Regions from separate parts of the Homo sapiens genome. Here region 2 is linked to region 1. A link is an interaction called in ENCODE POLR2A ChIA-PET data of the cell type or tissue named here. Cell type or tissue: Panc1. All regions are shown on one strand. Links, peaks and the distances in the headings refer to the core of each region. The heading gives the core; the rest is flanking DNA. Region 1 holds the start of ERC2-IT1 (ERC2 intronic transcript 1). Region 2 overlaps ERC2 (ELKS/RAB6-interacting/CAST family member 2).

The links. Peaks named below come from ENCODE experiments on the same cell type or tissue, not always from the same donor. Only the 100,000 strongest peaks of a DNase experiment are listed, where the experiment ranks them.
Region 2: POLR2A ChIA-PET joins it to region 1 with 12 read pairs; 3 of 35 experiments call an interaction of 5 or more read pairs at or near these places.

The regions. Positions count from the first base shown.
Region 1 is chr3:55,658,540-55,663,920 of GRCh38, forward strand. All of the region lies in intron 17 of ERC2 (ELKS/RAB6-interacting/CAST family member 2), which reads right to left. ERC2-IT1 (ERC2 intronic transcript 1) reads right to left here and starts at 930. Exons shown (of 1, transcript NR_024615.1): 1 at 1-930. RefSeq lists enhancers at 85-284, 325-444. In Panc1, for the core only: no CTCF peak of the experiment used is centred there; no DNase peak of the experiment used is centred there.
Region 2 is chr3:55,740,287-55,745,667 of GRCh38, forward strand. All of the region lies in intron 14 of ERC2 (ELKS/RAB6-interacting/CAST family member 2), which reads right to left. Among named protein-coding and RNA genes, the nearest start is that of ERC2-IT1, 84 kb to the left of the region's middle. In Panc1, for the core only: no CTCF peak of the experiment used is centred there; no DNase peak of the experiment used is centred there.

The DNA.
Region 1 (5,381 bases), core at 326-5,325:
ACTGAAAGGAATTCCCCAGAGAAACTTGGCCCCTGGTATCAAAAGATAGGGAGACAGACACTGGGCAGACCAAAGCAATGGATGGCTGTACACCATTAGCAGGCATTAAATGCATTTTGCACACTTGCTCATGAATATCTCCCTCTCCCTGTTGCAGAGCCACATAATCAGAAGACTGAAGGACCATTGCTGTGCAAGTGAATCTGAGTAGTTCTGACTTGCCAGCCTGTGACAGGGAAATAGCAGCCACAGATGTTTAACTAAGCAAGTACTACCAGGCCCCAGGCCCACAAGCTCTTCCCCAAGCCCAGTCCCAGCTGACAGGCAGGCGTGACAGGACATGTCAAGGCCAAGAGTCAGGACACCTGTCAAGATGTCACAGTGCCTCAGGACACGTGGGTTGGGCAGGTGACAGCTGCAGTGAACCTTCCCGAGGCCCACAGAGCAACCTGCATCTGCCACCTTCAACAGGCAAGGCATCTTTCTTCTCAGAAAACAAGGAAAGCAAGCAAGCATTTGAAACTGTATATCCTTTCCTGTTTCATTAAGGGGTTGGGCTTTGTTTTCCTGAAAGCTTTTGTTCTTCTGTCAGCATATTCAAAACAACCAAAAGGCGTTACCTGCTCTGAAATCCCTGAGATGCCTATCCTCAGAGGTGCTTTTGGCTGTCTTATGCAGCAGAAGGAAGATTTGCTTCCTAGCTGATTCTCCAGTCCTCAGGACATTCACAAATGGCAAATTATAAGCCCGTGTTGCCTCTGCTGACTGCAACTTGGGCCTGTCAGCCCAGAATAATATTTGCATGATGATTTGGCCAAATCAGGCCTGGCTGTCTGTCATCCTGGGCTCCCTTCTCTCCCTCCACCAGACGAACAAACCCCGTGGCCCCTCCTCCTCAGATAGCTCTGGAATCCCGCTGCTTTTCCCCATCCCTGATCTCCCCACCCTTCCTTTCTACCCCCTACCACCTCTCTCAGGTCCCAATAGTCTCTGTGCTCCACTCACTCCCCTCCATCAATTCTTGGCTCTTCCACCAGAGGGGTCCTTCTAAAGCACCCACATCCGTCCATGCCACTGCTCAGCCTTTTCTTTCAATGGTTTCCAAGTCCCCTTATAATTAAGTTCAATCTCTTCAAAAAACTAGCAGAAAGGCTTTCTGACCTCAGTCTCAACCGATAGCCTGTTTGCCTCCTATACTCCAGATGTATTTATGGACATAGGTAGGCTCCCAGATCAGATCTACATCATGACATCCCCTGGGGCTGGGCTATTCTCCTCTGCCGCCTCTGTACCTGGCCAACTCCTACTTATCCGTGAGGCCACAGCTCAAGGGTCACTACTTCTGGCTTCTGAATCTCGGTATGGCGTCTCTCCCATATTTGCTCTAGGCATCTAGTGCCTCCTCCACTACAGCACTTATTATACTATCCTGAAATTGCTTGCTTTTCTGTGCTTCCTTCATTAGCCTGGAGTAATGGAGCCTGGAAGATCTATGAGTATGGAACTCACCTTATTCATTACTGCATCATTAGCTTCTCATGCAAACCCCATCACATTATGGAAGCTCAGTTCATATTTGTTAAATGTCTGAACAATGTGAATGTTCATACTCAGACTTTCCATTGGCTGAATTTGAGGTCACAATTTCTGTACATGCAACTGAGAGCAAATTGGCACATCAACCCGCACCCCCACCTCCAGATAAAATGTAAGCAATAGCATTTGTTCCACCTGATATTCCTTTTGGCTCCTGATCTTTATGTCCAAGTTATAAAAATGTCTCCATCACAACTTCCACCCCTGGAATTGAGTGCCTGGTGCAGGGAAGGGGCACAATCTTTGACACAATCTAGAGCAAGTGAGACCTCCAAGGATTTGAAGAGAAATGTAAGAGTGTGCTCTGAGCTTTGGCTTGCAGAACCTGGGGGGTGGGGCGGGGGTGGCGTGGGAGTCTCCTATTTCCTTGACCATCCAAATTTGATTTTTTTTCTCCTTGCTCAGCACCTAGTGGTGTAGTATTCCAAGGGCATTAAAACAAGGTTAAAGGGCTTTATGTGATGAAAGGCATTCTTAGTTGTGAGTGTTTAGCAGGAGTTTAAATATCAGCAATTTTGTATATGGAAACATATTAGCTTCATATTTAATTGGGGTCGTGGTGCACTGTGAAGTACAGCACTTATGTGCACAGACTTGGGTATGATGTCCCACAGACATGGGTTTGAGTCCCAGCCCTGCCATTAATAAGCCATGTGACACCTGCCCAGGTAGCTAACCTCTGTGAGCCTCAATCAGGTCCCTCACCTATAAAACAGGGATAATAACAATAAAAGCATAAATCCTTGTAGGGCTGTTGTGAAGAACAAGGTAAGAAATGCACATAAAGTACCGTGCACAGCACCTAAAATGAGGTAAGCACCTAGAAAATGCAAGCTGGTCTTCTTCATATTATAACATTGGGCCCTTACCCTGCTCCAGTTGCTAGAAAGTAAAAAATGCACCAGCTTGTCCTGTGGGCCAAGTCTCACACACAGATGTTGGTTCAACTCGTCTGTGCATTAGTTTTCTACTGCTATCCTAACACATTACCACACACTTAGTGACTTTAAAAAATATCTATTTATTATCTCACAGTTCCGTAGGTCAGAATTTTGGCACAACACGGCTCAGTTCATTCTCTGCTGAGTTTCATGAGGCCAAAATCACCAGGTGTCAACAGGGCTGCAATCTTTTTTGCAGCTCTGAGGCTGAATTTACTTTCCAGCTCATTCAGGTCACTGGCAGAATTCAGCTCCGTCTGGTTGTGGGACTTTCCTGGCTGGCAGTTGGCTAAGCATCATTCTCAGCTTCTAGAGGCCACCTGCAATCCCTGGCTCATAGCCCCTTTCCTTTTATCACAGCCTCGTCTCTCCTCTCCTCCCCCTTGGGACCTCTCTGCCTCTTCTGCTGCCTAATCTCTCCCCTTCCCTCTTCCACTGCACCACTCTGACTCTTAGACTTTCTTTCTCGACTTTTAAGGGCTAATGTCATGACATTGGGTCCGTTTACATAATCCAGGATACTCTCTCTATTTTAAGATAAGCTGCAAAGTCCCTTCGTCCAGTACCTGGTTAGTGTTTGAATAAAGCATGGGCATCTTGGAAAGGCATCTTTAGATTCTGCCTATCACATCTTATTTGCTGCATTTTAAAATCTGAAACAAAACACATCTCAACACAGCACAGTCATTACGTGTTTAGTTTGGGCTATTTGTGGAGTTGGCTTAGCTGAGAAGAAAAACGTGAAAAGGTTATTTAAAAAAAAAAAGTGGGCCCACCTCCTTTCCTGGGAGACTAATGCTTTGTTAAATATGGACTTTTCAATCCATTTATCAGGGAAATTCCCTTAGATTTTCCCTTTTTCACTTTCTGTTTAATAAAGTCCATACCATTTTAGGGTATTTAAGAATTTAAATATTGCAAAGCTAAGGTTTTTATATATGAAGCTGAACTCCAGATTTCAAACTGTCAGCCAGCAGGGTCTGAACAGGGAGGACTCTTGGGGGCAATCCTGCATTAACACAAACAGGACAGCGTGGGCTGGGAAACTCAAGACTCAGATTGGAATGTATTTGCCAATTGGCAACCAATCCTGTTCTTATCAGCTTATCAGATTTATTTCATGTAGAAAATTAAAATTCTGGGTCTCTATTGTGCAGAAATACTTGCACATACGCCCAAAGGCATATACACAAAATTATTTACTGCAGTCTTGTTTGTGATAGCAAAACATGGCAAACTATCTAAATGCCCATTAACTGTGAGTGGCTAAAATAAACCTTGGCAGGGGAATTCCATGAAATACTTCTGTCGCTATTAGAAAATAAGGTAGGTCTATATATATTGAAACGGAAAGTTTACCAAGACATACTGTTAAGTGAAAAATGCAAATCACAGAAGAAGCTGAATAATATAATCTAATTTGTGTTAAATGAATTATGTGTGCATTATTTGTAAATGCAGACAAAGGACATATCTACCAATTAATTGGGGTCTATTGCTTCTGGGGAGAAGTGTAGAGTTGGGGGACAGAGTGAAGGAGACATTCAGGTTTTAAGTTGTCTACTTCAATATAGCTTAAATATTTTATAATGAGAATTGAGTCATGAATGTAGATTATTTTAAAGAATTGGGTGAAAAATACCATGTTAGACATATTACTAAGGGTAGGGGCATATAGGTTATCTATCAATGGGACTTGAAATATGATGTTATTTGATGTTTCAGAAATTAAGGCCGGCCAAACAGCTAAAATGACTAACCTCTGAGCAATTCAGCTTAAATTCCATGCTTATTCATTGCTACAGTAGAGCCAAGTCCTGATGAGACATGCTGAATGAGAGAGGGCTATTTAACTTCTAGTTTCTGGATGGCTGTGACCTTCCACAGACCTCGCACATAGAAGGTACTCAATAAATACTTGAATAATAAAACAAATGGCACTATTAAATTTGGGAAAAGTCTGGTATCTGCCTTTGATTAAATAAATCAAGCCTACTAAAATCACAGGAGACATATATACAAGATTCAACCCACTGTCAAGAATGGATGAACGGAAGGGAGATGGTTTCCATTACAGAATACAGGCAAGTAAGATTTGGAATTAGACAATCGTTCTTTACTTTCAAACAGAACCAAACAAAAAAATTCCCCAAAAAACAGACCTTAAAAACTAAATCCTAACCCTACACAGCCCCTGGAATAAAGCTTTTCCAATGTACCTGCCAGAGCAGCCAGTAGAGGAGAAAGGGGCTCGGAGGAGGAGGAACTTGCTGTCTGCAGCGCTGCCCCTTCATCAGTGAAGTGGGGCTAGAATCGATGATGGCTAAGCTCCCTTTCAGTGCCAACTTTCTGGCAATCTGTAAGTGGCCACTCTGGTTGCCCAGTATCCTCAAAGGAGCTAGAATCAGTTCTTTCAGCTTCAAAGAAACAGACCCTTGGGTTTGCATGTCAAATGTCATTGTAAACCTATGCCCCAGCCCCCACCTCGTCTGCAGATCACCTATCAGGGTTGAGCTGCAGGAGGAATTACAGTGGCCCCTTCCTTTCGGAGGGCAAGTTGGAAAGGGAGGCAGAATGTGGCAAAATGCCTTCTTCAAGGCCCTCAACATTAAACTTTGCATTGTTTTTAGCTCTTTAAAAAAATCTTTTTTTACTTTTATAGTTCTAAATTTACTTTGGATTTACCAATATTAACTAAGTGGCTAAGTAAATAAATATATAAAGCAAACATGAGTACCACACTGTCCCCCAGGACTCTAAGCCTAGGAATGCAAGGAACCCTGTTTCTAACCATGTACACACACTCTTTGCTGCTATTGGTTTGTCTCTGCCTATAGCCAAGTC
Region 2 (5,381 bases), core at 236-5,235, 82 kb after region 1:
AATTAATATTCATATAAAATAATCTAGTTTGCTCTTTGTAACCTTCTCCTTATTGTATTTTTGTTTTATTTTGTTTTGCTTTTGGCTAACAAATCTATTTTTATAGATATTGGCATTATATAATCATAGAACTCTAAATAAAATTAGTGTAACTAAGATTATCTATATTTTGAAACCCTCATTTAAATACTGGCCATAAACTAATGATATTTTCCCCAAAAATACCTTGATTGAGATCTACATTCAATAATTCTAGTCCATTTAAATCAAAGGGTCATTAGTATAAGATAAAAAGGTATATAAAACTAGAGAAATAAGAACATTTCATACTTCAGGATATTTGGCAAGGTATTCTGAATATGTTAAGGCTTATCTGGCTATTACCTATTTGTATAGATTTGGCAGGCCTAGAATTAAACTAAATCTTAATTCCAGGCTAACAGAGCCATTGAATTTGGTTTTTGAAGCAAGAAGTTTTTAAAACTGAGTTAAAATACCTCTTTCTTAAGCTAATAGAATTTAGCTAAGACAGGTTGAACATCCCAAATCCAAAAACCCCAAATCCAAAGTACTCCAAAATCCTAGATGCTTTGAGCACCAACAGGACATTCAAAGACAATGCTCATTGCAGCGTTCTGGATTTTTGGATTTGAGACACTCAGTTGGTAAGTGTAATACAAATATTCCAAAATCTGAAAAAAATATGAAATCTGAAATACTTCTGGTCCCAAGCATTCCAGATGAGGGATACTCAACCTGTAATTTAAATCACTGTGAGCTAATTATGTATAGTTATGGGTTTTCATTATCCCTGCCTTAAAGGTCAGATTTGTTTTGAGGATGGGTATACTGAATATAATTTTATAAAAACGAATTTCATTTTGCTATCCCTACGTCAGATTCTACACTTTCACAGTTCCCATGAGCCAATTTGCTGATACATTGGCAGAAATCACCTACCAAGAAAATCACATTGAAATAGATTAGGAAGCTTACATTAAATATCCTTGCTTTTTTTTTTCTCGCGGCAAATTTTGGTCCAGCCATTGAAAAACTGGAAAAACTAAAATACCACCAGTTCTGATGCACCACTTTTTTTTAAAGGCTCAAGTTTAAAGAGTATACCAGTGACAAGACACTTGGATATAAACCGGAAACAGAAAAATCATTATTTTCCCCAATGAAAGCATTACCTTCTAGAATCAAGACCAGATTTATATTGCTTCAGAAATTATTACTGTCCCATCAACCTGAAGAGAGTTCCATAAGCCTGAAATCATGTTCAATCTATCCCTTTTGCCTTTTTACAGACAACACGGAAAGTACATATATGCCCATTCTTAGACAGTTAGTAGGTTTAAGTATATACCAAAGGCTTGCAAAATTATCTTGAGAACATTGCCATCCTCAAGTACCAATTACTAAGGTGATCTGTCTATGCCCCAAAATGTAGCTTAAAATATGAAAAGGAAGCCCACATATACTAGGAAGGAAGATAAGATAATGTGAAGAGAAATAAATCTATAAAAGTCTGCTGAATGCCAAGCTAAGAAAGTGTATCATAGACAGCATTTTATCAACGTGCAGCCTAAACAAATGTCAAGGGGAATAATTTCTTTAACAAATATGGGCAACAATAGAGGAAAAAAGGGGGAAATTCTGTGCCCTGTCATACATTTAGTCAGGATTAACAGTGGATAAAAATATGTGCAAGAACACATTTAATAACCCTAAACTGTCATTCAGTGTGTAGGAGGTAGTCAAGATACAGCTAATAAAACACCAAAAAAAATGGTTTTAGCCACCCTGAAAAAAAAAAAAACAAAACCTTCCATGGAATAAAACAAAACAGGGCTGAAGGGCATCTCCTGCCAAGATAAATGCCTTCTTTTGAGTGTCGCCTGTGGCTAGCCCTCACAAAGAGAGTTCCAGGATCCTCTGATGGTAATACATGGCTACCTCACTTATCACAGTCCATTTAAAAGGGAGCTTTGTAAACATTTCTACTTCACTCCCCATTGCTGTCGTTCTATTAATGATGATTTGAGCTCTGAAAGAGGATCTAAAATTAATTTCAGGAGTTGCAAATGAGGCAGGCCAATTAGGAACTATTACAAATTGGATTTGGGAAGAAGCATTAACACATTGTTTCTTGTGGGTTCTTGTTTTAGTTAGCTGACCCATCTTTAGGAATGCATTCAATTACAAAAGCAGATGCTTAAAAAATGCATTCCATTAAGAATGTTTGGATAATGACATATAAGAGAAAGCCTACATTATGTATGGTGCTTAGCCCAGGCAGTCATGTTCTAATCATATTGTGGGGGGAAAAAGTCCGCTCAATCAACTTTTCTCAGCTAATTACTATTTTCTTTCCCTCATGACCCTGAATATTCAACTGTAAGTTCAGTAGGAGGTGACTTCAGACAGATGGTGACGAAAGATCCTATTCAAAACAGCCTCTCTCTCACCCTTGGGGTGAGGGTTGGGTGGAGATAGATGTTCATTTGCCTAAATTTTAAAAGCTGTGTTTTCAAATGGCATCTTGAGAAAGAAAAGTTCTTTGATATCAATTAATATCAACCCTACCCACCAGCAGAATGATGTATGATATATGCAGAAGGGGCCATGCAGAAAGCAAAGCAGCTCACATGAGGTGGGGCCCACAGGGTGAGATATATTTGAACAAGCATGAGTTTCAGTAAGGACAAAGAACAGACCAGATTCGTAAAGGCCAGGCTTTGGCAGCCCAGACTTCTTAATGTGGTTTGCTCCCTGTTGCCCACCTAAAACTGACCTCAAAAAAATAGTTTACTCCAATTACGGAGAATTCTGTCTTTGAAACCTAATAGCACATGACTGGAATTTCCTAACACGGGGGCCATGGAGTCTTGTGGAAGTTCTTTACTCTAAGCACCAGCTTCTACCCTGTTCCTTGCTCAGTGCATGAGCCAGGGAGGTGGCTGGCCCATCCGGCGGTTCCTCCAGTTTCTCCAACTGGACCAGAACACTCTCAAGTGCCAACGTCATGTGCTTCAGGGCACTAAGAGGGCAAATGCCAGCATCATTTGGCATCCTGCTACAAATCAGTAAGTCTGAAGCCAACTGATTTTCCCACATAGAAAAGGTCCAAGGCCAGAGGAGGAGTGCCAGGAAGAGCTATTCCCCCTATTCTAAATGTTTCTCTTGAATCCTGTCCTTCTAGAGAATTGATAAAAAGGCAATGAAGGATGGGAGGGACCATTGTCCCAGGTCTTGGCAGTGGACATGTGTGAGGCATTGCTCATTACTATGTGCCTGATCCACCAAAAAAAAAAAAAAAAAAAAGAAACAAGAAAAAAAGAAAATACTTCTTTTGAGCACTTTAGCCTATTATGATTTTTTAAAAAACATACCCACACAAATGAAATATTACTCAAGTTTTTAAGAGGAGGAGGTACTGATCTTTATTTAGTGCTGGGGCTTTGGAAGCAAATGTACCTGAGTTTGAATCTCAGGGATAACCTTTTGACTGTGGCCCTGGGTAAGTTACTCACTGTCTCTGAAACTTCAAGTTCCTCATAAATAACCTAAGATGGACAATCATAACTCTCTCTTGGATTGAGGTAGGAGAATATGGTGGAGGCAGGGAACCGAAGGCCATTTCACTCCAACTTCCTAGAACTAAATTAAAAGGAAAACCCTAATTTTCCATGCCTAAGTAACAAAAGGACCAAAGGTTACTCCGTTTGCAAACTCCCACCTTTTCTGCATGGCAGATGGGAAGTTGGCTGTCTGCAACCAATCAGACTGATTGCCAGCCCAGTCTTCATTTGCATAGAAGTGCAACTTTGTGGCCAGGCATGGTGGATCATGCCTGTAATCCCAGCACTTTGGGAGGCCGAGGTGGGTGTATCACCTGAGGTCAGGAGTTCGAGACCAACCTGGCCAACATGGTGAAACCCCATCTCTACTAAAAATACAAAAAATTAGCTGGGCGTGGTAGCGGACACCTGTAATCTCAGCTACTCAGGAGGCTGACACAGGAGAATCACTGGAACCCAGCAGGGGGAGGTTGCAGTGAGAGGAGGTTGAGATCACACCACTGCACTCCAGCCTGGGCAACAAGAGGGAAACTCCATCTCAAAAACAAAAACAAATATGAAAAAAACAAAAAGCAAAACAAACAAACAAAAAGAAGTGCAACTTTGTAACTTCACCTTAGCCTCTGATTGGTTGCAACCAATCAGATGTTTGCACAGGAATGTGACCTTTGTAACTTCACTTCAGGCTCTGATTGGTTGCTTTCAGACCGATTGCGGGCCACCGCTTCATTTACATGAGGTGAGCACCAAGTGGTCAATGGGAAACTTCTAGGAGGTATTTGAACCTGAGAAGATTCTGTATCCAGGCCCTGTAGCCACTGCTTGGGCCTGCTCCCACCCTGTGGAGTGTACTTTCATTTTCAATAAATCCCTGCTTTCATTCTTTTGTTGCTTTATTCTTTCCTTGCTTTGCTTTGTGTTTTGTCCAATTCTTTGTTCAAAACTCCAAGAACCTGGACAACTTGCAGTCAAGACCCTCTACCGGTAACCGGATCATCGTGAGAATTAAGGGATCACGCATGTAAAGATTTTGTTCAGTGCCTGAGATGACCACACAAGAAATGCTAGCATTTGCTTATTAAATGACACAGACCCCACCAAAGTTAAAGATTCAAAGGTTTTGCATTACTTTCTATGAGCTCCCCTTTATAGTGAATATATCTAAACATGCTCACTGGTCTCTTACTTTCAAGACAAACTTTCAGAGAGGCCTTTAAAATTGGTTTCTGTTAAGCTGCACATTTGACTTTCATGAGTTGACATCTGCTCCATAAACAGACATAAAGAAGAAAACAGACTTTGGAGAGGAGTCTGCTGACCACAGAAGAGTTGCATCCCAGACAAGCCAGGCTTGACTTGGTCTATAACTGTCCAATATCATTCCATCCAAATTGATAGGAAAGGCCACGTGGGAAATAGGCAAGACATGATGTCACATAGTTTAAGAAACTGAGAAATGGAAATGTGTTCTGAAAGGCGACTTTTAAAAAGTCAAAGTCAAGTGCAAAATCAAACAAATTCAAAATAAAAGATTCTTCCATTGGAAAAAAATATTTTAAAAAATTGGTAAATCTAGGAAGCAGGGAGGGTGAGTGAAATGAAGGGACTTCCATGACATACTGCAATACCCTCTGTTAGTGGTAATGTTAGATGATGGTGCTTGGTCATTCTTGTTATTCCCGTTCAGTAATAAGAAAGCCTCTCTGTTGACCATTCAATTCTGCCAAGGTAGCTTTCTATGTGAAATACACCTAACCAGAATCTCTGGCAGGTTATAGATGAGTGATAATGAGAAAA